4 separate regions of the Homo sapiens genome follow, and all the other regions are linked to region 3. A link is a loop called in an ENCODE intact Hi-C map of the cell type or tissue named here. Cell type or tissue: dorsolateral prefrontal cortex. All regions are shown on one strand. Region 1 overlaps LOC105377657 (a long non-coding RNA gene). Region 2 has its middle 110 kb from the start of LINC02283. Region 3 has its middle 4.1 kb from the start of LINC02358. Region 4 holds the start of LINC02283 (long intergenic non-protein coding RNA 2283).

What was found. Hi-C counts contacts between places; a loop is a spot of excess contacts. Peaks named below come from ENCODE experiments on the same cell type or tissue, not always from the same donor. Only the 100,000 strongest peaks of a DNase experiment are listed, where the experiment ranks them.
Region 1: a loop joins it to region 3, with 4 times the contacts of the local background. A loop is called at or near these places in 2 of 110 quality-filtered maps.
Region 2: it touches region 3 in a loop (2.8-fold over the local background); 2 of 110 quality-filtered maps call a loop at or near these places.
Region 4: it touches region 3 in a loop (5-fold over the local background); 33 of 110 quality-filtered maps call a loop at or near these places.

What each region holds. Positions count from the first base shown.
Region 1 is chr4:54,780,137-54,788,136 of GRCh38, forward strand. All of the region lies in intron 2 of LOC105377657 (a long non-coding RNA gene), which reads left to right. Among named protein-coding and RNA genes, the nearest start is that of LINC02358, 61 kb to the right of the region's middle. In dorsolateral prefrontal cortex, a CTCF peak has its summit at 4,135; a DNase peak (open chromatin) is centred at 4,195; H3K4me3 peaks cover 705 bases; H3K27ac peaks cover 2,606 bases.
Region 2 is chr4:54,436,890-54,444,889 of GRCh38, forward strand. No RefSeq gene overlaps it. Among named protein-coding and RNA genes, the nearest start is that of LINC02283, 110 kb to the left of the region's middle. In dorsolateral prefrontal cortex, CTCF peaks have their summits at 4,150 (motif pointing left) and 4,357; a DNase peak (open chromatin) is centred at 2,977; H3K4me3 peaks cover 1,355 bases; H3K27ac peaks cover 1,815 bases.
Region 3 is chr4:54,837,364-54,845,363 of GRCh38, forward strand. No RefSeq gene overlaps it. Among named protein-coding and RNA genes, the nearest start is that of LINC02358, 4.1 kb to the right of the region's middle. In dorsolateral prefrontal cortex, a CTCF peak has its summit at 3,813 (motif pointing left); a DNase peak (open chromatin) is centred at 3,838.
Region 4 is chr4:54,329,366-54,337,365 of GRCh38, forward strand. It overlaps LINC02283 (long intergenic non-protein coding RNA 2283), which reads left to right and starts at 3,527. Exons shown (of 2, transcript NR_147160.1): 1 at 3,527-3,569. In dorsolateral prefrontal cortex, no CTCF peak of the experiment used is centred here; DNase peaks (open chromatin) are centred at 3,126 and 4,476; H3K27ac peaks cover 2,225 bases.

The sequences.
Region 1 (8,000 bases), 57 kb before region 3:
ACAGAATACAGAGCACCTCATTTTCCATTGTCCTTTTCCATACTCAGAGCAATACTATGACAGTACAAGTGGGGCTGATCTATTTCACAGAAGAAGAAACTGAATTCAGACTGTCTAAAATCCACAGACAAGGCAGAGAGGGACTTCCTGGTTCAGACACACTACTCCAGAGGAAATGCTTGTGCCACTCTAAAAGGCAGCCTCCTCCTTAATTGTGTAAATGGCTTTACTTAGTTCTGATCTCTGTGGTGCTGCTAAAGTTGAACAGGACAAAGTGGAGCCTTGTTGACTCACTGATGCTCAGTTTTAATATTGATAACAGAGGTCTTCACTGTATCCACCATCTGTAGAGCCACTCAAAGTGCAAATTGCACAGTAAAGAGATGGGTTAAGAGGACAAGAGGAATGGTGAGAAAGAAAAAATTAGGCCATCTTTTTTCTTGCCACGGGGTCTTTTGTCCTGTTTCCTTTCATTGCTGTTTCCTCTAGGGTGGACCTTTGGTGGCCACATTAGTGGGAGCATCGAGAGGAAGATGCTGTGGTATGTCAGTACCCACACATCGCCTGGCTGCTGGCTGGTAGCTAGCCACTTAGGACAGGGAAAATCGCTTCCTTCTTCCACTTAAGTGGGACTCCGGACTCCTAGGGATAAGTCTTTAGCACCTACTGTCTGAATGCCTCAGACACTACAAATACCAGGAAATTTCAAGAGGAGTCTGGTCTATATCTCCTTTTTTTTTTTTTTTTTTTTTTTTTTTTTTTTTTTTTTTTGAGACAGAGTCTCTCTCTGTCACCCAGAGTGGAGTGCAGTAGTGCAATCTCAGTCACTGCAACCTCTGCCTCCCGAGTAGCTGGGATTACAGGTACGTGCCACCACGCCCAGCTAATTGTTGTTGTATTTTTAGTAGAGACAGTGTTTCACCACGTTGGCCAGGCTGGTCTCGAACTCCTGGCCTCAAGTGATCTGCCCACCTTGGCCTCCCAAAGTGCTGGGATTACAGGCGTGAGCCACCATGCCCGGCCTGGTCTACATCTCTTCTGATACACATGACAGGATCAAAGCATTGATCATGTGTAAATGGTTCTAGAATCTCTCTTAGCACCACCCTCCACAGAGGATGCTATCTTTGACTGCTCAGTTTCTTCCCTCTGCCATGTTGACCACCTTAGGAGACCAGTGAGAGTCTCTACCTTATCTTGAATCATTCCCAAGCTCCAAGGACTACCCACCTCCACATTTAAATACTTGTTTCCCCTGACTTCCTGATTGGCCTGCTTCTCCCAAACTTTCTACTTTCTCCTCCAAGTTATAATTCTTCTTTTTTTTTTTCTTTTTTAAGTTATTAGGTCACAATTCACTTTTTTTAATGGGCAAGTGTAAATGAGGAAAACTAGTAGATTTTTTTTTTCCATCCACAGCCAAGTACAGCTTCAAGACAGCTCAGTGCTGGTAGTGAAGGAGTGCCTGAGAGAATGGGAATGAACCTCATCCAATAAAACTGGGCTGTTGTTTTTGGATCACATGCTGTGAATTGATTTATTGTTTAAAGTGATGAAAAAGGTGTTCGGAGACTTGGAGGAGAGTTTTGCTCTGCGGTGATGCTCCCGCAGTCAGGAAACAGTCTTCTGAGCCATTCAGAGCTAGGAAATATGGGGTTATTTTGGTAGCTGTCAGCAGGAATTGGCTACAGTCTGTATGTTAAATAAATACAAACTGCCTATTTAATTATTTAACAATGAGAACAAACGTCCCACTGTTGGCAAGAGGAAAACAGTCAACACTCAAACTATGTAGAATCCCATCTCATTCCCATGATGTGATTTGACCCTGTTTGCACCCACAGGCTTGGCTGCAACCCTCCAGGGCATCTTATCACTGTTTTATTGGAGTTGGAACGCGGCTGGAATTGGAGTACAAATTTCCTTCAGCAAGGAAATGCTGGAGAAACAAGAGCAAGTTAACCTCCAAATGGGTTCCAAGGCAACCGCTGTGTTGAAATTTCACTTGGGTTCCCCTGGCTCTTTTTTACCTGCCTCTGCCAAATTGTTGATGCCCTCGCCTGTTGGAAATGGATGACTTTGAACAACGAGGGGCAAGGAGCCTCTCTTTTACTTCAGAACTACTACAGCAAGAATTCAAACTCTTTGTTTTTGAGAAAATAGCTCCTAATGCTGTGTTGATTTTACCGTGTGCTTCAGAAAAAGACCCTTAAGGCTAATTGATATGAACATATAGAGGCAGTCTGAGCTTACCAGAATTTATATTACCTGATGTGTTAAGAATCAGGAAGCTATTTATGCTAGCCTATAGCAGCAACCCTTTGTATTTAGTGTGTTTGTGTGTACACACATACCTGTGTAAATCAAAATGAAAGCTTGCTTTTGTGATCTAGCACAAGTTTTGCCATATCATATATACATTTTTAACTTTTGGAAGGTAGAAGACAATTGATAGGCATTTAACATGAAGAAAACATGCATTTATAGTCAATATTAATAGAATAGATGGTACTAATCTATAACAGTGAAAAATAAAGAAGGTAGAGGAAGGAGGACAAAGACAGAGAGGAGACAGGGGGGAAAGGAGAAGACAGAAAAAAGAAAACCTCAAAACAAGGACTGCTCTGAGAGCCACAACTGAGTTTTATGCTTCTTGCTGTCATCTTTCTCTAACCTTAAAGGGCAGAAAGCAATTGGGAGAACTAACCTGCACTTAGATTTCAGCTTCCATAGGATGTTACATTCTCAGGGTCTATTAAATCGATTGGACTTTGACCTTAGCTTCCACGAAGTCCTTACCTTTTGATTGGGGCTGAGAGGTCTGATTTAACCTCATGGAATTTGTATTTTTTGGAGGAACTCCTGCCTCGTCCGTACATGGTGAAACCCCCAACAGCAGCATTTTTAATTTCCAGATTCTCAGCAGACACAATGCACAGACTGTAGAAAACACCTGCTCATCCGGACCGCTCAGCTCACAGGCTCCTTCCTCAGGGGAGCATCTGATGCTCCAGGCAAGGCAGACCCTCTTCTTATACTCTTGTGACCTCTTAGACTTTTCTTTTGTAGCACTTACTCCAGACTCTAATCATATTTATGTTGTGATTGTTTATGCAATGGTTTTCTTCCTAACTAGGCTCTGAGTTCCATGAGAGTTGCAATGTCTGCATCCCTTACCCTTGTTGATATACTGCACTGTGCCCGGTACCTAAGTAATTGCTCAATAAATATTTGTTAAATGAATGATTATAATAGTATGCATATATGCATATATAGTATGATAATATATATAAATATGTGTAAAACAGTATATATACACATGCTATATTAATAGCACATCATGTAATATTGTATGTCTACACACACATACATTCAGTATTTACTCAGTTTTTCTGTATAAGTACCGCGCGCTAACCGATTGCGCCACTGGAGCTCTAGTATTTACTCAGTTTTTCTGAGGCTTATTTACTCATTGGTGAAGTGAAAGTGAATGTAAGGCTCTTTGCAAACCCCAAAGTGCTAGACCAGTAGGAAAGATCAGAATAGCCTTTCATATTAAACACTATGAAGCCAGGAGCTGTGGCTCCCAACTGCAATCCCAGCACTTTAGGAGGCTGAAGTGGAAGGATCACTTTAGCCCAAGAGTTTGAGACCAGCCAGGGCAACACAGGGAGATACCATCTCTACAAAAAAAAATTTTTTTAATTAGCCAGGCATGTGGTGCTTGCCTGTGGTCAAGTAGCCTCAGCTACTCTGGAGGCTGACGCATGAGGAACACTTGAGCCCAGGAGGTTGAGGCTGCAGTGAGCTGTGATTGTGCCACTGCACTCCAGTCTGGGTGACACAGTGAGACCTTGTCTTCAACGAACAAACAAACAAGCAAAAAACACTATGGTAGAGACCCCAGTAAATGCCTTCCATGCTTATAAAATACATTTAAGTATCTCTCAATCAAGTTTTCAGTATTCTCAAGTCAGTCTTTCATTCTAAATTTAGAGTCATTTCCAAATATAGTGCATTTCCTGTCCCATTCCTTCCCTGAAAGACAGCCGTGTCCAACTAGAAGTGGGCCTGACGCCTCTTATTAGCCCGGTTGCATTTCTGTCTCGCTCTTGGCTGCAGTGTGTGAGCTGATGGGCCCCACGTGACTGTGTTCACGTCCAAGCTTAGTAGAATGAATTTTTCCAGCATGATTTGCAAGTCACGCTATCACATGCCTCCTGAGTCCAGCTGTGCCGCAGCTGCCGCCTCCCCTGCATCCGCTCATCTTGCACTTGGATCAAAAGCACGAGCACATTTGCCTGAACCGATCTGGTCTCGGCCCAGCTGTTTGTTCCCCATTGTCATCAGGATGTTTACAGACCTGCTGTTCTTGCTGTACTTGTTTCATGATCACACTTGGGTCTGCAGAGCATTTTAACACATGGCTGTGGCCGAAGCTGGCAATTTGACTAGCTTTTCTTGGTCACTGAGACTTCTCTAAGGCATTTCCTTCAAACCTTCCTAACTATGTGTATGCTTGCACATTTCCACAGAGGCAACAAGAAAAGGAACCAGGGCTATAAATCCTGTTAAAGATGGGCCATGAGTGTCCTTCTGGCCTACTAATTTTATCACGATTAGTTTCTAACTGGACAAGAGAGCACTTCCAGTCTGAGACAAAGCCAGATTAAAGGAAGAAATCTATTCTTCTTACTCTAATTTGGTAAGTTGGGAAAATATAGTTTACCTTCTTAGGAAGTTGTCTTGACTGCTCCTAAAGTGTGCTGATACCTGTCACATGACAGCAGGTATTTTCTTGGCAAGAATTGTGCTGGAATAGCAGTTGGCAGTGATTGTGGTGAGGGCGTGGAAAGGTGTCTAGTGGGTCCAAGTGAGGTTCTAGGTCTAGCTGACCCCTAACTATGAGAAGAACATGAGTGAGTCATTCATTCTCTCTGGGATTCAATGTCCTCCCATTAATAACAGGCACCACTTATTATCATATTAAAACCTGTACTTAAAAATCTGTTTTCTAGACTCACCCCAAAGATCCTGATTCAGTAGGCTGAGGAGGTGCCTGAATGTCCCTATATTTTGATGTATCACAGTGCATGGTCAGCAATTCACTGTCTCCCCTGCAACTACAGTGAGCCATCTGACCTAGGATATTTTATACTTTTAATCAAATGCTCTTTCATGATAAATAACATGGCTCTGATTTCCCAATAGCTCAAGCGTTAAGAGAAAGACAGTTCTGCAATGCAAAGCATCCTAGGCTCATCTCTGTGGGCTGAGGCCACAGAGCTGCACTGTCTACTACAGTGGCCATGACCACATGTGGCAACTGAGTACTAGAAATATAGGTGTCTCGAACTGGGATGTGTTGTTAGTATAAAATATGCAACAGTTTCCAAAGGTTTAGTATGAAAAAAGGACTGTGAAAATACTTAATAATTTTTATGTTGATTACATGCTGAAATGATATTTTTAAATATATGACAGGTTAAATAATATATAGTACTGAAGTTAATTTGATTTGTTTTTTAATAGTTTTATTGAGATATAATTGATATATTAAAACTATGTACGTTTAATGCATATAATTTGAAGAGTTTGGACATATGCATACACCTATAAAACTATCACCACAATCAAGGTAATAGACATCTCCATCACCTTTAAAAGTTTCCCTGTGTCCTCCCTCCACTGTTTTTTTCCTTTTTCTTTGTTTTGTGTTGTTTGTTTTTGGCAAGAGTGCTTAACATGAGATCTAACCTCATAACAAATGTTTAAGGGCATAATACAGTACCATTCACTATGGGTGCTATGCTGTACAGCAGATCTCTAGAAGTTATTTCTCCTGCATAACCAAAACTTTATATCAACTGAACAAGTCCCAACCTACTCCCCCCAGCTCAGCTCCTGGTAGTCACTTCTATTTTCTGCTTGTGTGAGTCTGACTATTTTAGGTACCTCATAGAAGTGGAATCATGCAGTATTTGTCTTCTGTGACTGGCTCATTTCACTTAGCATAATGTCCTCCGGGTTCATCCATGTTGTCTCAAGTGACAGGATTTTCTTCTTTTTAAAGGCTGAATAATATTCCATTGTATATATATACCATATTTTTTTATCCATTCATCTGCCAGTGAACATTTTGGTTGCTTCCATGTCTTGGCTATTGCTAATACTGCTGCAATGGACATGGGAGTACAGATATCCCTGCAAGATTCTAATTTCAATTCTTTTGGGATATACCCAGTAGTGGAATTGCTGGAACATATGGTAGTTCTATTTTTTATTTTTTGAGGAAACTTTATACTGTTTTCTATATTGGCTGCACTGTTTTACATTCCCACTAACAGTATATAAAAATTCCAATTTCTCCACAGTCTCACCAACATTTTAATCTTTTTTGTCTGATTTATTTATTTATTTTTGAGACAAGGTCTTGCTCTGTCACCCAGGCTGGTGTGTAGTGGTGTGATCATAGTTCACTGCAGCCTCGAACTCCTGGACTCAAGCGATCCTCCCACCTCAGCCTTCCAAGTAGCTGAGATTTTACGGGCACACCACCATGCCCAGCTAATTTTTTAATTTTTTGAAGAGACGGGGTCTTACTGTTTCGCTCAGGCTGGTCTTGAGCTTCTGGCCTCAAGTGATCCTCCTGCCTTGGCCTCTCACAGTACTGGCATTACACATGTGAGCCACTACTCCCAGCCTTGTTTTGTTTTTGACAATAACCATATCAATGGGTGTGAGGTGATATCTCACTGTGGCTTTGATTCACATTTCCCTGATGATTAGTGATGTTGAGCATCTTTTCATACACCTGTTGGCCATTTGTAAGTCTTCTTTGGAGAAATTTCTATTCAAGTCCTTTGCCTGTTTGCCTGTTTTTAAATCAGATTATTTGGTTTTTTGCTACTAAGTCGTAGGAACTTATTTATTTTGGATGTTAATCCCTTATCAATATATATATAGAAAATACTTTCTCCCTTTCTGTAGGCTGCCTTTTCATTCTGTTAATTGTTTCCTTTGTTGTACAGAAGCTTTTTAGTTTCATGTAGTCACATTGTACAATTTTGCTTTTGTTGTTTGTACTTTGGTATCATATCTAAGAAATTATTAGCAAGCCCAGTGTACTAAAGCTTTTCCTCTCTCTAGGAGTTTTATGGTTTCAGGTCTTACGTTTGAGTCTTTAATCAATTTTGAATTAATTTTTATGCATACAGTAAGATAAAGATTTAATTTCATTATTTTGTATGTGGATATCCTGTTTTCCCAACAACATTTGTTGAAGATACTGTCCATTCCCTCTTATATATTCTTGACACCCTTGTCAAAGCTCAGTTGAATGTATACCTGTGAGTTTATTTCTGAGCTTTCTATTCTGTTCCATTGGTGTGTATGTCTGTCTTTATGCTAGTACCATGTTTTAACAACTGTAGCTTTGTAATATATTTTGAGGTCAGGAGGATCATTTGTTTCTTTTTACTTTTTTTCTTTAGTGTGGCTACTGGAAAACTGAAAACTACGTATATGTGGCTTGCATTATGTTTCTATTGGATAGTGCTGCTATGGAGCACAAGGCAATTTTTTAGAGACAATGACATCCTGAGGATAAACCATACTGTTACCATATCACAGTAGCCTTACAAAGTGACCCACAGTAACCCTGTTGGTCCTGATCAAACCCTAGCTCCCAGTTTCCATTTTGACTGATAAAATTTAGAAGTGGAAGCTTGAAAAGGGATTGGACAGAAAGTGGGAATGTACTGTTTACTAAGTCCGTGAGTGCTGCTCCTTAACTCATATAGCCTGCTTGGTTCCAGTTGTTACTGAAAAGCTTAGAAGCTTTATCCATTCCCATTATAGACCAGACTTCCCCATCCTCCCAGTACACTCTTCTCATTCTCCACTTCACCCCTTGGCAACCAAACATCAGACTATCTTCTTGATGCTTTGAAAACTATTAAATTAGAAAAAAATTCAATAATAGTACCCATTATAGGTAA
Region 2 (8,000 bases), 400 kb before region 3:
CTGTAAACTCCATGAAGCTGGCCAGGATGGCTTCAAGAAGGCAGCTTTGGAAATGAAGGTGCATAGGCTCAAAAGTCCTTGGGCACTGCCAGCCATCTTTGTTATATCATCTGTTGCTGTGACCATCCCTGTTCCCAACCCTAAGCCAATGTAATATATAAGCTGATCTTGAAGTCTGGAGAAGGATTAGTGAGCTGGTGGAGGGCAGGAAGAAGGAAGGTGTAGAGAGTTTGAACAACCTGTGCCAATGTTCAAATGGCAGAGAGATGGCTCTTCTGAGGAGTTGAGAGGAGACTGGAAATGATGGAGCATTGCTTGCATGTGAAGATGAGGCTGAGCAGTTGGCAAGGGTAAGATCATGTAGACTTGGGCAGGACATGCATAGCCATATAGAAATCAATTGCAACGTTTAGAATAGCAAGGTCCAGTCAAAACCCAAACCCTAATTTTATTAGTACTCAGAAAGAAATATGAATGATAGGCATATAAAATATACTATGTAAAGCTTACCTCTTTTCAGTTGACCCTCCTTCCTTCTATTTCAGTGGATAGAGTAGGCAAAAGAGGCATATTAGCTTTAGTTTAAAGTTCATTCTGAAAGTTAGGCTATTTGGTGAAAATTTTCAAAGGTGGAGCAACATAACTAGATATCAATTTTAGAAGTGAGAAAAACCCATCCTAAAGATGTGGTTGGAGTGGTGGGGATGGATAGATCTTTAAGATGTAGAATTAACACTATTGATGACTGGCAGTTGGAGTGAATTTAGTATGACATTCACATTTCCAGGCAGGTAACTTGAAGGACAATGGTGCCATTGATTAAAACAGATATTATTAAGTATTACGGTTATTGTTAGAGAGCAAATATGAGATGAGGGATGGATATTTTAAAAAAAGAAGATAGTGGCTCATGCCTGTAATCCAGAACTTTGGGAGGCTGACATCGGCATATTGCTTGAGCTCAGGAGTTCGAGACCAGCCTGGGAAACATGGAGAAACCCCATATCTACAAACAAAAAAACAAAACTATTTTAGCCAGGCATTGTGGCGCACGCCTGTGGTCCCAGCTGCTTGGGAGGCTGAGGTGGGAGGATTGCTTGAGTCCAGGAGGTTGAGGCCGCAGTGAGCCAAAATGGGTCCCTGCAGTCCAGCCTGGGTGACAGAGTGAGACCCTGTCTCAAGAAAAAAAAAAAAAAAAGAAGAAGAAGATGATAATGTTTTATGGAGACTTTTTAGCATGAAGCTCTCTAATGTGCACAGCTAAAAGAGGAAAAACAACATCATCAAAAACAACAAAGGGATGCCCAACACCCAACCCCCAGAAATTCTGATTTAATTGGTTAGAGCGGAGCCAGGCATTAGGTGTTTTTTGTTTGCATTTTTGTTTTTATTATGGTAAAAAAAAACCCAACAACATACATGAAATATACCCTCTCAACAAATTTTTAAGTGTACAGTACAGTATTGTTAACTACATGCCCATTGTTATACATATCTGTTGTGCAAATCTCTAGAAATTTTTCATCTTGCATGACTGAAAGTCTATAATCATTGAACAGCAGCTCCCCATTTCTCTCCCTCACTAGTCCTTGGTATCACCATTCACATTTCTCCTTCCATGAGTTTGACTGCTTTAGTAGATACCTCATACACGTGGAATCATACAGTATTTGTCTTTCTGTGACTGGCCTATTTCACATATCATAATGTCCTCAAGTTCTTCTGTGTTGTAGCATGTGTCAGGATTTCCTTCTGTTTTAAAGCTGAATAATATTCCACTGGATGCACCCACCACATTTTCTTTATCCATTCATCAGTTGGTGGGCCTTTAGGTTGTTTCTACCTCTTAGCTATTGTGAGTAGTGTTGCAAGAAACATGGAGGACAAATATCTCTTCAAGATCCTGATTTCAGTTCTTTTGCATAAATACCCAGACATGGGAATGCTGGATCATATGGTAGCTCTATTTTTAATTTTTTGAGGAATCTCCATACCGTTTTTCATAGCAGCTGCTCTATCTTTTTTCCCCACCAACAGCGTACAAGGGTTCCAGTTTCTCCATTTCCTAACCAACATTTATTCTTTTCTTTCCTTCTGTTTCTTCTTTTCCTTTTTTTTCTTTTAATAGTGGCTGTCCACACCGGTGTCAGATGGTATTTTATTGTGGTTTTGATTTACATTTCTTTGATGATTACTGATGTTGAGCATCTTTTCATACACCTGTTGACCATTTGTATATTTTCTTTGGAGAAATGTCTATTCAAGTCATTTTCCCATTTTTAAATTAGGCTATTGATTTTTTTGCTATTAAATTGTATGAGTTTCTTACATATTTTCCATACTAACCCTTTATCAGATATATGGTTTGCAAATATTCTCTCCTATTCCACAGGTTGCCTTTTCACTCTGCTGATTGTTTCCTTTGCTGTGCAGAAACTTTTTAGTTCAATGCAGCCCCATTTGTCTACTTTTGCTTCTGTTTCCTGTGCTGTCGGTGTGATATTCAAGGGATCATAGGCATTAGGTGTTTTTATAAAGCTTCCCCAGATGACTCTATTGTGCAACCAGGACTTAGAACCATTTGTCAAAATTACACCTTGCTATGATGTAAAGCCTATGGTTCCATCTAGACATAAAAGTCCTCTCAGTAGAACAGCCCAGCAGCTGAACACATTTATAGTCTGTGTGGCATGGTGATCCCTACAGGGAGGAGTGTGTCTAAATTTCTGGATGGGATAGGAGTGGGGTAGTGAGAATGCAGCTGGAAAGAGCACATTCAATATTGTTAAATAATTTTATCTCCGAATAATAATTTTTTCATAACTTAAACTACAAAAAATAACAATCCACTGGAGTCACATTAGTTCAGAAAGTCTAGAATGTCAGCTCTCTGAGGACAGGGATATCTGTCTCTGTCCACTGCTGTATCTCCAGCCCCCGGACAGTGTCTGGCACATTGTAAGCACTCAAAATATATTTGTGGAAGTGGCTGAGCCGCAGATTGGCTGTGGTTCTGTCCACAGTGCCTGGAACTGTTATTTTCCTATTATTATCTAGCCTCTCAGCTCTTCCTCTTTCCTGCCAGCCTTGACTTCCCGTCTTAGCTCATAGGAAGCTGTGTCCAGCAGGCATCTTCCTTCTGTGAAGCTGTAAGGGCTGTATGCAACTGGGTCCCGAGTGCAATGTGTGTGGGGGGGGGGGGGGGAGGGCGGGGGGGCGTGGGGGACGGTCATTGGTTCATCCAGGAAATGTCCATTTACATACTAAAGTCTGATTGGTCTAGAAGAGTAGCTGAGCACAATCAGTCCTGTGTGTCCACAGACCAGGAAGCTTAATATAAGTTAAGTCCAACCATATTTAACAAAATATTATGTCACTGTAGTGATGGAGTGACGATCATAAAAGTGTTAAAATGAAAATATAAAGTATGCACTGTATTAAACTTCATCCCTTCATTGAAATCATTTTCACTTGTATTTTAACAATCTGCACACTATCAAATGACAGTCTGTTTCGAATATGCCTGATAAAATTTTAAAAAACCATTGACTTGTTTCTATAGCATAAATGTGAAAGCTTTCAGAAAGAAAAAGAAGAAATGGAATATGCATACAGTTTTTCATAATTTTTATTTTATCATTTTCGAGCACTCAGATGAGGATTTGGGAAAATCTTCATGTCACTCTTTTAATAAAGCCACAGTGAGCACTTCATGCTGCTTCCACTTCCCACACACAAACTTTCTAATTATAAAAGGACCTTTTCAGACTTATTCAGGGCATATAATCTTATTTGCAGCTCCTAATTGGAGGACTGTGTTTGTTGAAAAGAACAGAAGTCTTCAGTCATTTAGAATAAAGCTGGCCCATCAACCCCTGTGGGAAGAAAAGAACTATTTATTTTATCCGTTAATCCCAAATACAAACACAATAAAGCTGTCTTTTCTAATAGTGACCTATTTCATGTTAAATTGGGATAAAGCTAGCTTTGCTCAATAAGACTATTGTTGTCAACAAAAAAGTCAATCTTATTAGGATTCCCATTGAATAACTTCCAATAACTTATCTTTTAAAATGCTAAACCCAAATCCCAGTTGAATTCTCTACGTTGTCTGCAAATCGGGAAAGGAAATAACCTCAACCGGTGAGCCCCATCTAGTGTCAGGGAAGTAAATTGCTGGTCAGAAACCGGGTCTATAATTTTTTCTTATCTTTAATCTGATTTTTAAGATTCTTCTATTTGTGCCCAAACCCTTATGTTTTTGTTTCTTTCTGGGGTTTATTTGCCTATATTTTTATTTCTAAAACTAAACAACTTTCTATACCAAGCACATTTTTTCTTGATAACTTATAAAAATACAACATTGCTTAAAATTAGCCAGATTTCCCCATTGGTTTTATTTTAAAATATTAATTTTAAAACGTGGACAGTCATGTTCCTTGAATAGCATTACAGAGCACTCATGTACTAAACTATGTTTGATGTAAACAATATTATTCACTTATCAATTTTATTTTATCAAAAGACCCCAAAGGATCTTTCTTGATATGAGTTTTAGAGGAGCAAGACCGAGTCACAGAAAAATCCAATGGAACATCTAAGGACATTGAAGATTTCGAAGTCTACTTTCTTGGGCAACATCTACATTTGAGGATTGTATTGGCTTGGAGGTCAGTTTCTTTTAGCCAACTACATCAGAGCTTAAGTGCAGTGTGTCTGCCTTCCACGCTTCTGCATTTCTCGACTGTTAATAAACATGTCAAAAACGAGTAAGGCAAGTTCAGGGCTTAGCTCCAGTCATACATGGGAAATGCCTTTGCTAATAATTCTGCCTTATAAATGCAAACCTTCTTTGTTCCCACACACACAAAAAAACTTGACAATAGCCAAATGAAGTAGAACATATTCCTCAATTTATCTACACTTAAGATATTTCAAAATATCTTTCCACTAGCCTATGTGCTCAAACCACAAAAGCAGACATAGGTATATAGAGGTATCTGGGTTATGGAGGAAAGAACAAAGGACTGAAGTTCAAATACTAACATTGCCCTTCACTGGCTGCATGTCCTTGGGAAGCCAAATCTCCCAATAGGGTGCCATGAGTTCAGGCTATGGAGCAGACAATCCCTGTTTCTCCACCTCCCAGCTGTTAGACTTTAGACAAATTATTTCTCTAAGCCTTGACTTCTTCATCTATCATGATATTTACTTCCTTCATACAGGAAGATTGTTATGAAGACTGACTGATAAAGTATGTGAAGTGTGTAGCTCAGGGTCTGGCACATAACAGAGTGCTCAGTGAATACGACTATGACTCACAAATGGAGGGACAAGCGCCCACCTCACAAGATGGTCGGGAAGACTCTAAGACATGGGAAAATGTTGGTCAACTTTAAGGCACTCTATCAATGTAATGAGTTAGGCAAACCTAGTAGGCCCCTCCTAGAAGGCCTAAAATTAAAAAGAGAGCTGTTGAAATTGAAGAACATGGGGCTTTCATAGGTCAGCACAAGCTCTGTGAGCTGAACAGAAGTTTTGTAGGTCTAATGATTTGTATTGTTGGCTTACATTGTATTTGGGGTTGCAAATTTTTGAAAAGAAGAGAATGATAGAGTTGGAAGGGAGATTGTATTAATTTAGTTTTCTTGTTTTATTGAGGAAAAAAACCTAATGTCCCTTCCTTCTTCAGAACTCCTTGCACACTTGAGATCATTTAAGAATTTCAAAGTATTTGTTTAATGTCTGCTTTTGCTCCGACTGTAAGAACCATGTATTCAGGGGCCATGTCTATTTGGGCTGCACTGTATCTTCAGATGTGGCTCTGTGTCCAGCAGTGTCTAGTAGTGTCTAGTACCTTGTCTACACATGGTAATTGCAGACAAGCTCAAAACTGCCATATAGCAAAGTACATAAGGGCATGGACTCCTCAGGGAGGAAAGGCTGGACACAAATTGGACCTCTCTGGTTTACTTCCCGTGTGACTTTGGGCAAGCTACTTAGCCTCTCTAAGCCTCAGTTTCCTTGCCTATAAAACAGAATTAATAATGACAGTACCTATTTCATAGGGTTGTTCCAGAGCTTTATGAGCTAATTCCTGTAAAGTGCCTGGAATGGTATAATTCTGTAAATTTACCTAAATGACCAAGATAGCAAAGCCAATTAGAAAGTGTTCTGGAACTAAAACCCTACCTAGGTCTTGCTCTTTATTTTTTTTTCCCCTCCATATCTTTCAAACCCTCTGCCCAGACCACTTTTCCAAACCATTAAATCTATCAGATAAAAACAGCAATGCAAAATAAAGTATTGGTTGATTCACTCAGAGGTGCTGCAGGCCTTCCAAGTCTAGCAGCAAGTTTCAGGAACTCATTTCAATGGTGTTAAGAGGCTTATGATTGCTAATAACTTCCCAGTGTCTAAAGCACAGAGCTGAACAGAGTATTTCATATTTTGCTCTAACAGCTAGTCCTTAAGGGTTTGACTATCAGATGTAGGCACGCTAGATTATGAAAATGGCACATTTAAAAATATCTCTGCACCTCACTCCTAGATGACTTTTAGCAGGTGAACTAACTGTTAGCCTCCTGGAAGATTAGATGTCAGGATAATTAGCTCTCTGCCACATAGGCTATCTACTTTTCAAATCTTATTCTCCTTTCTTCCCTATGTCTCTTAGTAGACGCAACTCATTATTACTTTATGCCTGAGTTTTCCCCTTTCTTTTCAGCACACTCATAAACCACCTCCTTGTCATGACTTATTTCACACTCAATTCATACTGTTAGCTTTGATGTTCTCTTTTACAATTCAGTTTGTATTCAGATACCAGAGAAAACAAAGAGCAAGTTAGACAGGTAAACCAGATAACAAGTATTACCTATGATGACCCGTTCTCCTATCTCTCCTTGGTCTTCAAAATTCCATGTGCTGTGGAGGAGGTAAAATGCACATTTTCCCATTTCATGGCATGTCCAGAGGTCTGTGAGTTTCTTGTTTCATTGTCTAACATTAGGGTCTCTGAGCTTTCCCATTTCATTATTCTGTACGACCTGGACTCGGCCTTATACAACTGGGGAATAACTTTTGCTTTTCTATTACAAACGGAGCCAATGAAAAGGTAGACTGAAAAAGAGTAAGATGGAGTGGAGAATTCACCAAAGGAACCATATAATTATAGAAATTTCTGGCTAGAAGAAATTTGAAAGGCTCTCTGTTCACCTCCCTGCACTTTAGCTCTACCCCATACCAATGGGACTGGTAATTATGGCTTCTATTTCAAAAGACTTCACAGGATCCATGCCTCTGCCTTCCATTTAAGACAGTTCTTCATGTATGCAGCAAATACCTTCTCCTCTTCTAGTTCAAACTCTTGTCTTTCTATTGTTAGGAAGAAGAGTTTGTTAGTTTAATGCCACCTAGAAATATAGATGTCCAACAGGTAGAAAGGAGAGACTACTTCACTTCTCAGCTTCCTTCCTCACCTACAACCCGTAGGCTTTGCTCTCCAGCTTCTCTGGGTATTGCTACAGTTTGATTTATTGTGAAAACTCCAGGATTTCCTGAAAATGGTCTAGAACTGAGCCAGTGTTTGAAGTACAAGAAAAGAGAATGAGGAATATTTCCTCCCTTTTCGCTTTCCTTTGTCAGCATTGTTGTACCATTTCTTAGGGGCTCACTACTTCCTCACCCCACCCCACCTTCACAGCTCAGAAAATGTGGGGCAAAATCCAAGTCCTATGAAACTGCCCTTAGGCATATGCCCTTAGCTCTATCCCAAATCCAGATCTTCTCAAAACTATAATGAAGGGCTTAGAGTCCTAAGGGCCAGGAGATTTCTAAGACTTGTAGACCCAGGAATTGCTACCTAGTGACCTAAAACTGTCAGGAAATTCCCCCTACTTCACTCCCATCTGCAATCTTGACTACAGGTTCCTTAATTTTTTTTTTTTTTAATGCTGAGCATGACTTGATAGTAACTTGCTGGGCTATTTTCAACACAC
Region 3 (8,000 bases):
GGACACAGACAGGTAGAGAGAGAAGACCATGCAAAGACACAGGGAGACAGTGGCCTTTACAAACCAAAGAAAAAGACCTCAGGAGAAACAAACCCTGCTGACACCTTGATCTCGAACTTCTAACAAATTTCTGTCTTTCAAGCCACCCCCTGTATGGTACTTTGTTATGACAGCTCTCACAAGCAAATAGAGCCTTAAGGAAGAGTAATTAATTGTGATAGAAGCAATAACTTATTTGATATTTTCAGGCCATTTGCTTTGGATAATTCTAAAGATCACAAAAGTGACCATGTGCTATGGAAAGATGTCTTCTGGCAACTCTGTCCTTACAAAGACACTTTTAATAATGGGTCTTGGCACAGAGGTAACCAGTATTGTGCCCTGGGGCAGGTCTCACCATTGTTCTCCTCTATGGGCAGCCACAAAGAGCCAAAGATGCAATGCTGTCCAAGGGAGTGCCATCTGGGAAGAAGTTTCTAAAGAAAACAGGGGGCTCTGTCTCCTAGATTTGCCATTCCTATCCAGTTTAATTGTAAACATTTATAAGAAAAAAAGTCCTCTTTCTTTCACATTACATTGGGCTGGAGCCAAATGTGATTCGACATGCTGATGGTGTTGAGTAATAGCAATACCATAATAATCATTTTAGAAAACAATTCTCTCCCATCAGCTCTTGCTGAACATATTTAGATGCTGGAGATAGCATTAGGGGGTGAGAAACATTTGTCCTTTAAAGACTTCAATTTCAAGACTTTGATTGTTCACTGGCGTTATCAATTGTTATTCATATGTGCTAATCAAGTTATTCCAATGTTTTTATTTCTTCCTACAAATGCATTCATTTAGAAAACACTTCATGTTATCCCCGAGCTAATTATTTAATAAGAAAAGGCTTCTTTCATTTTTCGCTTTCTCATCTCTCTTCTTTCAACACTGAGGTCAGGTTTCTCATCTGAAACTTCAATGTTTCTATAAATTCATACATTGAGGGCATTTTGTTTTGGTCCAGTGTTTTTTCCCCCTGGAAAAAGAAAGTTGTATTTATATGCTTCTAATAAATGCAAGACTTTGTTCTGCTGATCTTTTCTTTTTTCTCACCCCCTCAGGGGGGTGGCTAGAAATCTGCGCAATCCTTGTTTAAAAAAAAAATAAAGAATGAAAGACAATATGATACAGTTGGTCTCTGTTGATTACTTAAGGAGTCTGGTGACTGTGAAAATCCTGATCAAAGGCAATGGACAATAAAAGCCAAGATTGTGGGGTTAGAAGCTGTAGGTCAGCAGGATTTAGCAAATGGCGACAGAGCATTGCTTATGATTTTTAAAATCTTCTTATACTTTTCTTTTTCCCTTATTTCTTTTTTTCTTCCTGCTTTTTTATCTTTCTGTCTCTATTTTCTGCATTTCGTTTCCTTTTTTTTTCTTTCTTGTGAAAAAGGAACCTACTAGGCTGAATCATATATTTAAAATGGTGATATATCTGCCAAAAGCAATTGCGACGAAAACAAAAATTGACAAATGGGATCTAATTAAACTAAAGAGCTTCTGCACAGCAAAATAAACTATCAACAGGGTAAGCAGACAACCTACAGAATGGGAGAAAATATTTGCAAACTATGCCTCTGACAAAGGTCTAACATCCAGAATCCATAAGGAACTTAAACAAATTTACAAGCAAAAATCAAACAACCCCATTAAAAAGTGGGCAAAGTATATGAACAGATGCTTTTCAAAAGAAGACATACATGTGGCCAATAAGCAAATGAAAAGTGCTGAAAATTACTAATCATTAAAGAAATGCAAGTCAAAACCACAATGAGATACCATCTCACACCAGTCAAAATGATAGTTATTCACTATTATTAAAAAGTCAAGAAACAACAGATGCTGGTGAGGTTGTGGAGAAAAGGGAACACTCATACACTGTTGGTGGGAGTGTAAATTAGTTCATCCATTGTGGAAAGCAGTGTGACAATTACTCAAAGAACTTAAAACAGAATTACCATTTGACCCAGAAATCCCATTATTGGCTATATATCTAATGGAATATAAATAATTCTACCAAAAAGACATATGTGCACATAGGTTCATTGTAGCACAATTTACAATAGCAAAGACATGGAATCAACCTAAATGCCCATCAACAGTAGACAGGATAAAGAAATGTGGTGCTTATACACCATGGAATTCTATATAGCCATAAAAAAATGAGATCACGTGTTTTGCAACAACATGGATAGAACTGAAGACCATGATCCTAAGCAAACTAACACAGGAACAGAAAAACCAAATATCATACGTTCTCACTTATAAGTGGGAGCTAAACAATGAGAACACATGGATACTAGGAGGGGAACAACAAACACTGGGATCTGCTTGAGGGTGGAGAGTGGAAGGAGGGAGAAAATCAGAAAAAATATCTGTTGGGTACTATGCTTATTTTCCAGGTGATGAAATTATCTGTACCCCAAACCCCTGTGATATGCAGTTTATCTATACAACAAACTTGCACATGTATCCCTGAACCTAAAATAAAAGTTTCAAAAAGGTCAAATATCAGCAATTTTACACACGTCAATCTACGACAACAAACAAAATTCAAGATTTAAAATGTTTATTTATACATGCCAAAAAAGAAAATAAAAGCACTATATATTTTTTTTTAGTAGAGCTTTTTCCTTATTAGAGAAGGCAACATGATTTAGGACTGACAGCCAAGGCTACGGATTTAGCCAGGCCTGAGATGGAATCCCAGTTCTACAAGCTGCTCTTTGCAAGGCCTTGGTCAAGTGACTTGATCTTTCTGAGCCTCAGTTTCCTCATCTATAAAATGAGATGAGATATCTATCTTACAGGGTTGTTCTGAGGTCCAAATTGAGGTAAATATAAAAAGGCATGCCATCTTATAAAGTGACCCATTATTGTGGCATGAAATACATGTGTGTCTGTTTTATGGCATGTTTAGATGTTTTGATGATTAGGAAAATGCAAATTAATTCAAAAGCATTACTGAATACTTATAGTTTTTAGCCAATACATACAGGGTAATTCAAAAAGAATTAAACATTGAAAAATATGTTACTCAATGACTAGTAACATATAATAAGCACCAACTCAGAACCACTCTTACAGTTCATGTGTCTTGAGAAATCTGTGGATCATTTTTGTTTCACATTGAGCCTAGCCCCCAAGAAATCAATAAAGAGGGCTGGCAGAGATCTCTGTGTTCCTCAGGCCACGGTCTAGAACATTCTCTATAAATTGTAGAAAATGAAACCTTCTTGCACCCTCTGCAGGTTGTGATAGAAGCAGATAAAGTAAAATGATAAAACTTCAGTTGTTGTTTCTAAACTCAGGTGGACGATGAAGAGCTTGTTTCTAATTTAGTGAGGTCATTTCATTTCACTAGAAAAGTTAATTTCCACAGCATCCATATATGAGGCCCCAAATAACAACCTGTCACTGAAATGTAAAGGATTCCCCAGTAGTTAATGCTTTTTGTGCTGTATCACACACGGGGCTTTGGGCCAGTGTGTGTGTGTGGGTGCACACACACACACACGTGCACACATGTGTGTGGGAAGAACATAGTGTCAGGAGTCATAAATCAGGATATACTGAAGGATTTTTCCCACAGCTTCAGGAAATCTCTGGAAACCAAATTTTCCAGCAGAATAAGGGTCCCCCTCACTTCCATTGTGCAGTCTAGAAATACCATCATGAATATATTTCAGGGCGCTGGGTAGGGCTTACTGCTTAAATATTTACTTGACTCTGGAATAGTGGCCACCCAGGTCCCCAGACTATCACACCATTGCCATCTTGTGGGGTGAGGCAAGAATCTCCCAGTCCTGGAGAAATGAAGGGCTGCATCCTGGCAGCCATTTCAGACATGGACAGATGTGCCACAGCCTGGGGTGAATGAACAAGAGGAGTGTAGATTTGCCTGATTTTTGTAAGAATTATTGTGATAGTTCCTTTACAGCACCAGATTTGACTACATGTGATGATATAACTTGATTACCAAGTAATATGCCTTTAAATATTGTTAATTATTGTTGAATCACCTTTCATTTTCTCAATCAGCGGGTACTGACAGTGTGCTGTAGGTGTCTGCATGATTTTGGTGTTTGCAAAAGAGATTTCTATTCTCTAGGAAGTTTGGAACCCTTGCCCTAGGCCAGCTCACTGAGCTCTGCCTGGATCTCTGCCATGCTCTGGTCTGAACTGACCTGATATGTGAGCCTAATATTTGTCCCTGAGGCATTTTCTGGAATGTGTTCTACCCTTGCTGGAGCAGAGTTCTCTAGAGCAGTGGGTAGCATCTTCTCAGGACCCAGAGGGTCTTCTACAGGACATTTTGAAGAGCAAGGCTGACCACCAGCCCTGTGGCACCATTTCCTCTAGTTGGATCTGAAGACCTGATTCTTTAAGGGAAGGAAACCATTTGCTTTTTAAAATTATGACCCCATTAAAAAAAAAAAGAAAGAAAGAATATGTCATATTCTAGCCCACAAGCAAGCAAAAGCTGAGGACAAAAAATATATAAAAAACAAAAAAATAAATGACCAAGCCTGGATGGCCTGAGGAAACTCAGGATGCTTCCCTGGCTTCCATAGGGCTTCTGACACCTTTTAGAAGATTGTTCCCCCGACATCCACCACCTTTATTCATGCCACCTACCCTGCCTCTTGAGGCCTCTAGATGCCATCATCCCGGATGCCTCTTCTGACCTACAGCTGTAAGGAGGACATAGACAGACACACGTGGTCTTTCACAGCCCACACCAGATCAGGAAATATTTGGTTATGAGTGCTCTCTTATTTGTGGTTATTTCTTGCTTTTAATTTTGTAGCCGGCACCAAATCTCCTACTAGAGGATACTGCCTCACAAGCTGACAGCTCTCAAAGAGGGGAAAAATGTCAAAACTCAGCAAATTGCCTGAGCTCATTGCTGGAAGCAATACAGGTTGTCTAATTAAAAGGTTGACAAAAGCTTGGTTTCTTGGAGCAAACCTGAAACACAAACAGAAAAGCTGGTGGACCTGACCTGCCACCTTGTTATCTGCATCTCCTGGGTGCTGGCTAGCTCTCTTCCTCTTTTGTTGTGGCCTAAGTACTTATTTGTCTTCATTCTTGGGGCTGCTGCCATTGTGACCCCTTTAGGTTGTGGGTACCCATTTTGTGACCTGCATTTTGTGTCCATTGTGTGACCTGCATTTTGCCCCAGGAGAGGGTGTCAGGTTGAATCCGTGGATTCAGATACCGAGTCTGCTGAAGTCAGATTGTCTGACTACAATCCACCTGGCATCCATCAAAGACAAATAAACAAGTTGTGCTTATCACTGAGTTGCCTGGTGTAGCGAAACTATAAATTAGAAATATAACGGCCTCCTCCACAGTGTCACGTGGCTCAGGCAAGGCCCTGGTAGTCCTTGCTCTTAACTGCGTATATGTGTCTTTGAACGTCATCCATCATGGGATTAGCTTGGGTGCAAACTTTGTTTAATTTTGTCCTTTTACATTTAGAATATATGCATTGTTTATATTTGGCCTGAAAGCAAACAGGCCAAAAGATAAACAAGGGTTGCCTTTGTCTGGTAACTCTAGGCACTTTTTTTCCCCTTTGGTTTTATTTTATCCAAAGTTTCTATAATGAGGACTGAATAATGCCTATAATGTAGGAAAACATGAACAGTTCCTTTTATTTTTAAAATTTTGAAAATAAAAAATCCTAACTTAGGTGTACATGAGGGGAGCTGGAAGACAAGGGGAACTTAGTTGAAGGAGTAGGCAAATTCTGACTGTCAGATCGGAGCACCCCTGGGAGAAAGTCAGAGCCAAGTTGCCACTCCAGCAAACTGCCATCAGCCGTCTTTGCACCTCAGCTCTGTGTCCTGTCGGAGGCCTGCCTATTGCAGCTGCCAGGCTCAGCCTTCCTGCTGCGACAGTGCTGATCTTCTTGCAGGATTTCAAACCAAGGAGTGATGTTAGTGAAGTGCTTTCTCCCGCCTGCCCCCACCACACCCGTGCCAACTTTGCCTAAGGGAATCACAATCACAGGACTTCTAGAATGAAGGCTGTGGGGCTTGTCAGTTATTTTTAGATGCACCCTTTGACTCTTCCTACTTTTTCTAAGCAGTCTCATAGGTGAGTATGCTGGAGTAAGGTGGTTTTCCTAAGGGTTTTTGTTTTTTTAGAGTGCCTCAATCAATTTTTTGAAACAGAGGGCAGATCTGTGTCAAAATCTGTGTCCCTTTGACTAAACCAACCAGGTCACTCCCTTCCATCAGTCCTAGGGATCTCATCTACACAGAGCCTTGCAGAGTTGACTGAACAGCATGGTTGTTTTTGGATCTACGTACACACAGTTCTAGTTAAAACATCAGTCCGTTCTGTAGGAAGATAAACTAGCCCTACTGATTGTTTGTGGCAAGTGTATTTGGATGATGATAATATTTGAGCATTCCCTTTTAATCTGATTGACTTGGTACCTGAATTGAGACTGGGGATGGAAAAGCTCACCCAAAATACTCTGATTCCTTGATGTAAGAAAAGATCAACAAGAGCTCCATTCAAAGCACATTTTTGACCAAAGGGTTAATTTTTTTTTAATTTAGAAGTTATTTCAGAAAACTTATTCTATAGAATTTGAGAAAGTTAATTTTGAACTCTGAGAAAGCAGAGCCTTCATTTATTGTCTGCTTGCTTCTAAAATGGTTCTGCCAAAAGTTTTGCATACAAACACACTGTGAAGAGATAATAGTGATACAAGTCATGCAGCCAAGAATCACTGGGGGAAATGCAAATCCGCTGGCTTTTCAGCTCAGAGGCAGCAAATGCTGAAGTCATCTCATATTCACCCGAGGCCCTCAGATCTGCACATCGATATATGAAATTGGAGGCTAATATGCAGATATTGATTTCTCTAAAGGGGAGTGTCAATATTTACAGTCCCAAGAGGTGGCAACTGACTGAAGCAAAACCAAAGTTGTGATGGCGACTGCCAAGGTCACGGCCGAACCATAACCCTGCTCTTCACAAGACAGGTCAGTGCCTCCACCCCCAAATAGTGCCAGATGATTTAGAGGGAAGGTGAAATTTTCATCTGGTCCCCTAGACATGACCAGTCCATCACTTCATATCCAGGTGTTGTAAAACTCCAGACGACTGACTAGATGTCCTCCATCACATAAACTTAGTCAAATTAAAATCATCTTGGGCAAGGGGGGCTTTTTCAAATTAATTGTTCAGGACAACTCTTCCCAAAATTGTGATGCTACTATAGCAGTGCATGCCCCTTAGAAATATTGACATAATTTTCTAAGGAAACAGCAGTGATCCCTAACCCTGGCTGCTCATTAGAATCTACCTCCAGAGATTCAGAGTTAACTGATCTGTGCCAGGGTGCAGGCATCTGTAGTTTTTAGGAGTGCCCTTAGCGAGTCTAATGGGAGCTAGTGTCGAGGACCACTGGTCTACAGGTTCTCCACCTCCCTTTCCCATTTCATCCCTGCTTCTCCACTAGCTACACCTCATATCCGAGTCTTATGTTTGCACTTACCTACTTTTTATGTTTGTGTATCTTTGCTCAAGTCATGTCTCTTGTGAGAAATTATCCACCCATATCGGGGTACTTATTCTTCCTTATATGAACCATTCTCTGAGTAGGTCCCAACTCGAATCACCTTAGAATTTTCCCACTTCTCCATGCCTCCAGCAAGCCATGCATCACACCAGGGCAGTTTCAAGTGGACAGACCTGTTTCTCCTGGAAGTGGGTGGGCTCCTTGAGGTGAGAGACCATGCCTTGCTTCCCTGGGTGCCTAAAGCATGCCCACCCAGCTTAGTGCAAGTCACAGTAGCCACTCTATCAATACTGGTTGCAAAGATGGATGAAAATGCAGGTTCATGTTTGGTATCAGGACCTTTTAGAAATCAGGGAAGACTAGAATCATTTGTATATTTGAGGGTAGTCAGATTTTTTTTTTAAGTAAAAAAA
Region 4 (8,000 bases), 510 kb before region 3:
CTCCCCCAACCCTAGGCAACTAATAATCTACTTTATTTGCTTAAATTGAATTAAATTTATTTATTTAATTATTTTATTTATTTTATTTTTTTAGAAACAGGGTCTTCCTCTGTTGCCCAGGCTGGAGTGCAGTGGTGCAATCACAGCTCCCTGTAGCTTCAAACTCCTGGGCTCAAGTGATCCTTTTGCCTCAGCCTCCTGAGCAGCTAGGACTCCAGTGCCATGCCACCATGCCCAGCTAATTTTAAAAAATATTATAGAGATGGGGTCTTGCTATATTGCCCAGGCTAGCCTCAGGCTCCTTGGCTCAAGCAATCCTTTCACGTTGGCATCTCAAAGCACTGGGATTATAGGTATGAGACATTATGCCTGGCCTACTTTCTATCTCTATAGATTTTTCTGTTCTGGACATTTTATACTTAGGAATCATATAATATGCAGCCTTTTGTGACTGGATTCTTTCACTTAGCATAATATTTCAATGTTGTAGCATCCATCAGAACTTTATTCCTTTTTATGGACAAATAATATTCCATTGTATAAATATGGCACATCTTGTTTATCCATTTATCAGATATGAACATTTGGATTGTTTCCTCCTATACTACATTTTGTGTGTCCCCTAGCATCTGAGGTTTTACTACTAAGCTCCTAACAATGAGACCTACTTCCCTTTTCTGAAAACATAGGTGGACTAAGAAACCCTGTTCCCTCTGGAATTCAGACAAATCAAATTATATATGTGTTGAGTGACACTTGAGGTAATGCCAAAGACAGAGGCTTAGAGAGTACCTTGCAGTGGTTTGTAATGATGGTGATCCAGGCAGAACCTGAGAGGTTCAGGGTCTGACATTCCCTCAAAGGTGATCAGGCTCAGGAGGCCTGACTCACATCAAACTCAACTGAAACCCCAACCTAAACCCAAACCACCTTAGAAACCAGGAAGCTAATTTATAATTTTATAATATTTCCAAACAGACCTGGAGGCCAGAGTTGGCTGATTTACATATGACCTTCCTGTAGGGAAGAGTACAGGAGATGTCAGGTTACTATCAGATAATTGCCTTGCAGTGCAGGCATAAGGGACCGGATAACTTTAAAGAATTGACATTTAAGCCATAACAGTTGGACATGCTTCCATATATGCCTGATAAGCTTTCTTCTGGTCATGACACTGCTTCTCAATAGTACTGGATAAACACTGACCACCTCTTGCCATTTTCACCATCTCCTTCTTCTCATTCCAAGTTGAGCACTAGCCTTTTATGTATGCTGAAATTTTAGAACACAATTATTTAGAACAGTAATTTCCAAAAACATTTTGGGGAGTGCTAATCCCATATATATTTATTTATAAATTATATACATGCACTAAAATTTATTTGTATATTAATTTATATGTTCAATGAAAGTTTATTTCTATAAATATTTATTTTTTCCAAAGTCAACTAAAGATGGATATTTCTATAAATAAATAAATAAGTAAATAAATAGTCTTGTTCCCCCCATTTAACGATCTCTGTTTTGGATTTTGTTGTTGTTGCTGTTCTTGCATTAAATCCATCTCAGGTCTACAGTTCTATTTTAACCATCTGATCTTTTGGTTGGGTTTACTTTCATTTGTACCAGCCTTAGAAGCCCATCTTTTAAGGGAGGTTATTTAGAAGAGGGCAGAAGGGCTACCTCATCTGTTTTATATTGATTCCGTTAGTTTCAATTTTAGCTGAGGTGACATTTTTTGTTCATCTCCCGAGATTCCAGAGAGAAGCCCACTGCAGCCTTCTAAGCACTGACTGAAACCTTGCAGGGGAGTTATATTACGGACTTAGGCTTCTCTGAGAAGAGAAATGGTAGGAGATGAGTGTCTGGAGTGGGTGGGGAGAGTTACTTCTAGCCTAGCAGAAATGTGGGTTAATGGCACCAAGATGGTGAAATTGGGGGTAGTAAAAGAACATGAGAATTGGCAAGAATGATGGAGAGCCAATGCTCATTAGCAGTTAGCCTGTTGGAAGTAGGCACTGTGTTCTGCCTTTGAACTACACTCAGTAATGGACTGTGGAGATGCTCAGAGAAATTGAAGTGAAGCTGGATCCCCTAGAGCACAGAACATGATGGTTCCAGAAAATTATCTGGTCATAAATGAGAGACACCAGTAAATTAGAATTTGGGTACTCTAGAGGGAAGAGTTTTGGCTTAAAAAAAGAATGAGTTGGGTTTCCGATGAAAAGGAACCTGCTTCCTGGGAGACCAATGTTGCTAAATGAGAGAATTCTACCCTTGGACGGTTTTTAAAGTTGCAAATTGGAATAACCTGGGAAGCCATAAAAATGCTGGTGCCTGAGTCTCAGTCCTAGACTTTCTGATTTCATCCATTTGAGACGAGGTTTGGCCACTGAGATTAAAACAACCACATACAGAAAACCTCCAGATGATTCTAATGTGCAGCCAAGGTTGGGAACCATTGCACTAGAGGATGGAAGAATGGAGTGGCCTAAGGAAATTAGAGGAGGAAGCTTGGGGAGGAAGTGGAGGGACCTGAACAGCCTAAGTAATCCTAGAAGGCTGAACCTCAGAGCCTTTGTGACTTCATCCGCCTCACTCCCATAGACACTGGAGAAGGGATTCACAAAGAAAAGGAAACAGGAAAAGCCTGGGATTTCTACTGCATGTCAGGAAAGTGACCATGAAACTGAGTCGTGGAGCCTTCTGTTTAGGAGCTGACCTCCGTCTTGGTTGCAACTGCAGGTGTTACTCAATAATTCCCTTGCAAGCCCAGTGCTGGAAGCAGCAAAAGTCCTCCATAATTGGTGTCTCTTATTGGGTCCGTTGCCTTCTCTCCCTTCTCTGCACCAAGCCCCCCACCCCCACCCTAGCCTCTGTGTACAGGGAGCCCTCCAGCCCAACCATGGATTTCTCTTCAATTCTACCATTTTCCAGGCATGAGAAGGAAGGGGAGGGAATGACTTCCTTTGGCCTAGAAATATCTGGGAGAATATGCTATACGGTCCTTGAGCAGACACAAAAGAGAATATTCTGGAGCTGCATTTTCCAAAGTATGTTTCTTAGATGCTGGATCCTCAAGGTGTTCCTCCCTGTGTCCGCGCAAGCTTGGGAAATGCAGCAGGCTTCCGCGCCCTCGTTGAGATTCACACTGCCTGTGAGTAGAGTAAATGCTTTGAGATCTGGAGAAAGAAACCTGTTTGTTTTTCTTTAACCCTCACATCCCCAACTCATCTGGCCATGGAATTGTTTTTTTCTGCTTAACACATTAACATCTTGCCTCTTTCTCATGACACTTTTGGGAAACTGCCTCAGAAGCTACAATCAGTGGCTTCATTCACAAAGGACAAAGAAGGCAGCTGCATCCTGCACACATGAAACGGGGCAAGAACTCCAGTTAGGCCCTGGCCTCTCTTGGTAATTGTGCCCTTTTTCCACCCCCTCTGCAGCACCCCCTTCCCGTTGCCATGGCAACGCCCCAGAGAGTAAGGACCAGGTCTTCTATTTCTTTCTTACATCCCTTCTCCTCACCCTGCTCTGTGTCTAGAAGAGAGCTGAACACGCAGTAGGTAATGTTTGCAAAATTTGATTGATTGAGGGTTTGGGGGGTTTCATTTGGGCCATCTGCAGGTGGGCTGGGTAGCAGAAGAAGGCCTCCCATGGTTTGCTTCTATGTATCTGGGTAGAGGAGTTGGAAAAGACGGTGGGAGAGTGCAGGTCTGGGAGCTCACACAGCTTTGGCACTGCCTGTTTTTTTTTTCGTTTTGTTTTTGTTTAATGCTACAATAATAAATATTTCACAAATTAGGAATGGTGAAGGGCATGACAAAAAAAGAAAACGTTTTGATTTCTTGGTATGTCAGGGTTCAGGGGTAAATTTTTCTTTCCATAAAATGTCTGGTCATGTTGCTTGTTATAATTTTTTTTTTTTTTTTGGTAACAAATAATTTCCTTTTAAGTTGGAGGAAAAAAGAGAATGTCTTACTTTTGCCTATGTCTCTAAATGGTGACCATATTTTCAAAGCTCCAAACCAGGACACAGAGCCTGATACACAGCCTTACAGGACATTTGAAATGGGGGGCTGCCAGGACAGAGTATTTGGAGTGGAGGTATCTGGCCTCCTAGCTGCTGTGCCCAATGCCTTAGGAGTAACATCATTTCTAAATTACAGATGCAGTGAGGCCAATTTGGATATCCAGTGGGGAAACCTGGGGACCATATATGTTCTAAATTGATATCTGCCTATCTATCTAACTATCTATCTATCTATCTATCTATCTATCTACCATCTATCTATATTTTTCTATTTATTGCCAGAAAGTCAAGAGCAGCCTTCCCAGAGGACAAGACAACAACAAAACCTACAGAAATTCTCTCTAGGGTCTCAGTACATGCAAGATCTGGCTCTTTGCTGCCTGTGTGGCTGCCCAATCCCAGCCTCAGCAATGTCTGAATGAAGGGTTTGTGGGCATCTGCATGATGCAAGCCATGAGCTGGGGAGCCGCACAGTATGGGTTCTGTCTTCTGGCTGGCTGAAAAGGCTTCTCAGGCTCTGAAAGTACCAATTCTTCAGGCATGAGTGCTGGTGGAGGATTATCTTTTAAATCAGCTGGTTCTTATTTTCTTAAGTGTGAAAGAAGGAGGGTGGTCAGGAGTGTGTTTGCGTATGTGTGTGTGTGACAGGCCAACATTAGTATAGTATCTGCCATGTGCTGAGAACTTTATGCAAATCTTGTATATAATTGCCATCTATCTATAGATATGTATAGATATATATATAGATGTATATAGATATTTGTGGATGTAGGTATATCTAGAGATAGATAGCAATTTATATATGTTTTATATATATTAGATATATAGCTATATATATTTCAGATATATATCTGAATGTATATCAATATATCTATACACATCAAGTTATTTTATTTTTACAATACTCTTTTAATGCTGATAAACAGAAAAGAAAATGGGCTGGGCACAGTGGCTCATGTCTGTAATCCCAACACTTTAGGAGGTCGAGGAAGGAGGATTACCTAAAGCCAGGAGTTTGAGACCAGCCTGGGCAAAATGGTGAGACTCCCATCTCTACAACAATTTTTTTTTTTTTTAAAGAGAGAGAAAAAAGGAAATAGAGGCTGAAAGTGGGAAAAAAGAAGGCTTACTTTGGTCACACAGTGGGAGAGCAGCTGAGACTTGTTTGGGAACTGGCTCAGGTCTGTCTGAACCAAAGAGTTCTCTCCATGTCACCATCTTCCCTGCCATTTCAACCTTTAGAATACTAAGGACTAAGGCAGGAATGAGACTGAAAATATGGGCCAAGGATAGTGCAGCAATCCCAATGCCTTCCTGAAATTTCCAATTGAAAATCCTACTCTCCAGGCACTGTGGCTCATGCCTGTTGTCTTGACAGTGTGGGAGACAGAGGCAGAAGGATCAGTTGGGGTCAGGAGTTCACTACCAGCCTGGGCAACATAGCAACACCCTGTCTCTACAAAAAATAAGAAAGAAAAAACAAATCCTACCTTCCTTCCACACCACACTTCCTGTCCTTCCTTCCTTCCTTTTTTCCTTCCTTCCTTCCTTCCTCCCTCCCTCCCTCCTTCCCTCCCTTCCTTCCTTCCTTCTTTCCTTCCTTCCTTCCTTCCTTCCTTCCTTCCTTCATTTTTCCTGGGTCTTCTTCATGGCATAATCCTGGACCTGGACTCTCCTCTCTTTCTCCACAGTCACTTCCTAGATTATTTTACCCATTTCCAAGGCTCTACATACCATCTCTACAGTCTGATAACTTGGAAATTTTTATTTCTTGCAAAGATTTCTGTCTTCCATACTTCAAATCTATGTGTAAAATCATATATTCAACATTTGCCTTTGGATGACTCATAGTCGTTTACCCAAATATGGCCCAGATGGAATTTATGACCCATTCCTCGGCCTGCTTCTTTGAGTTTTCTATCAGCAAATGAAGTCCATGCCCCAAGTTTCTCACACCGGAAACCTTAGGGTGTTTCTTGATGGCGGCCTCCTTCTCATCCCCACATTCAATGAGTCCCCAGATACTGTCTGCTTTACCTCATAAATCTGTCCAGAACCTGTATTCTTTTTATTTTAATGAGATGATTTATTTATTGGGCAACTAATGTGAGCTAGGTACAGCTTTGGTAAAGGTATTTGAACTGCCTAAAAGCCCAGGCAGGTAGGGATGGTTTTCTCTATTTTCAGGTGAGAAAACAGAGGCTAAGAGAGGTCTGTTACTCTCCCAGCATCACATAGCTATTCATTCAAGCCTCTTGTTCTTTTCAACACATTTCGATATCTACCCTTGAAGGCCCTCCATAAAGAACTCAGGTCCCAAGTTCTCAAGAAGGTCCTAGTAGTTCAGAAAGACATTTCTGGAAGCTTCTGGATTAGAAGTAGATGCCAGAGCTGTGCAGGAACTCTAAAAGGGGGTGAGGGACAGGAGGTGGGTGAACAATGGAGCCTGGAGAATCATCTAGGCAATTCTGACAGTAGTTATTCTTGAAAGAAGAAAAGAATCGGGCTCTGAGGATATTGCAAATATGGAGAATTACTAACATTGGCCTGGGCAGCGATGGTTGTCACCTTGTAGAGCAAGACCTGGTTACTGACATGCTGGACAAGTTTCCTAGGGGGAAGAGTGGGGAAGGAAGTACTTACACCTTCCTTGGAATGCTTTCTGGTGTGCGAAGCCAGCTAATAGTCGATAAAAATTAGGGAGGCTGTGAGACTTGTTTCCATTTTAATTGGTCTTGACCCTTGGCAGTGATAGTCACCCAATCTGTCTCTTAAAATATTTTTTTCTTACGCTTTGCCAGTTTATAGCCTTTATAGATCAATCTTTATATTTCATGTAGGGGAGAGAGACAGAGAGAAAAAAGCAAGGTTATTGATGACCTAAACTGGATTAGCAGAACCTGTATTCTTTTTTTTTTTTTTTTTTTTTTTTTTTTCTGAGACAGAGTCTCGCTCTGTCACCTAGGCTGGAGTGCAGTGGCACGATCTCAGCTCACTGCAAGCTCCGCTTCCCATGTTCATGCCATTCTCCTGCTTCAGCCTCCTGAGTAGCTGGGACTATAGGTGCCCGCCAACTCGCCCAGCTAATTTTTTGTATTTTTAGCAGAGATGGGGTCTCACCGTGTTAGCCAGGAAGGTCTTGATCTCCCGACCTCGTGATCCACCCACCTTGGCCTCCCAAAGTGGTGGAATTACAGGCGTTAGCCACTGTGCCCGGCCAGAACCTGTATTCTTATGCCCACATTCATCAGCTTAGTCTAGGCCACTATTATTTCTCACTTTAGTTAGGAGGTATAATAACTTCCTAACTAGACTCTTAACATTCATTTTTGCCCTCTTTCCAGTATATTCAGCATACAGTAGTCAAAGTAATCCTTTAAAATGTACATTTGATTATGTCAGGCCACTGTCTACAATCTTCTAGTAGCCTCTCATTAGATTTAGAATCAAGTTTAAAATTATTTCCATATTCTGCAGGGGGATGATATTCAAAATATTTACTCCCCTATACAGCAGAAGCACAAACCAATTAGAACTGATGTTAATTTCGGTGCTGGAGCAAGATTTGGAGATGGGTGCCTGTGGTGCTGGTGTCACCTCTTTAATCCCAGGGAGTCCAAGGGGCTTCTGAGAAGGGCCACAGCAGCAGGGAGTCGGGAAGTGTCATCCTATTTGTTGTCAGCATTCAGTTTAGAAAACAAAAATCACCCTAGGTATTTCAAACACAAGGGTAATCAGGAAATCTGTTACACAGATGCCTGGATATGAATAACTTCAGGAAGCAGCTACCATTCCTAGGACTGAAGCAATTAAAAGGGAAGAGGTGGGGCCAGAAAGTAGCAACTCAGAGGAGAGACTCCTGCCTACTGGTCCTGGCACCTCAGGTGGGACACGGTGGGGCTGGTGATGGGTGTGACAAAAGCGGCACAAGTCTGGAGGAGCTGCCGTGTGCTGTGGGAGTGAC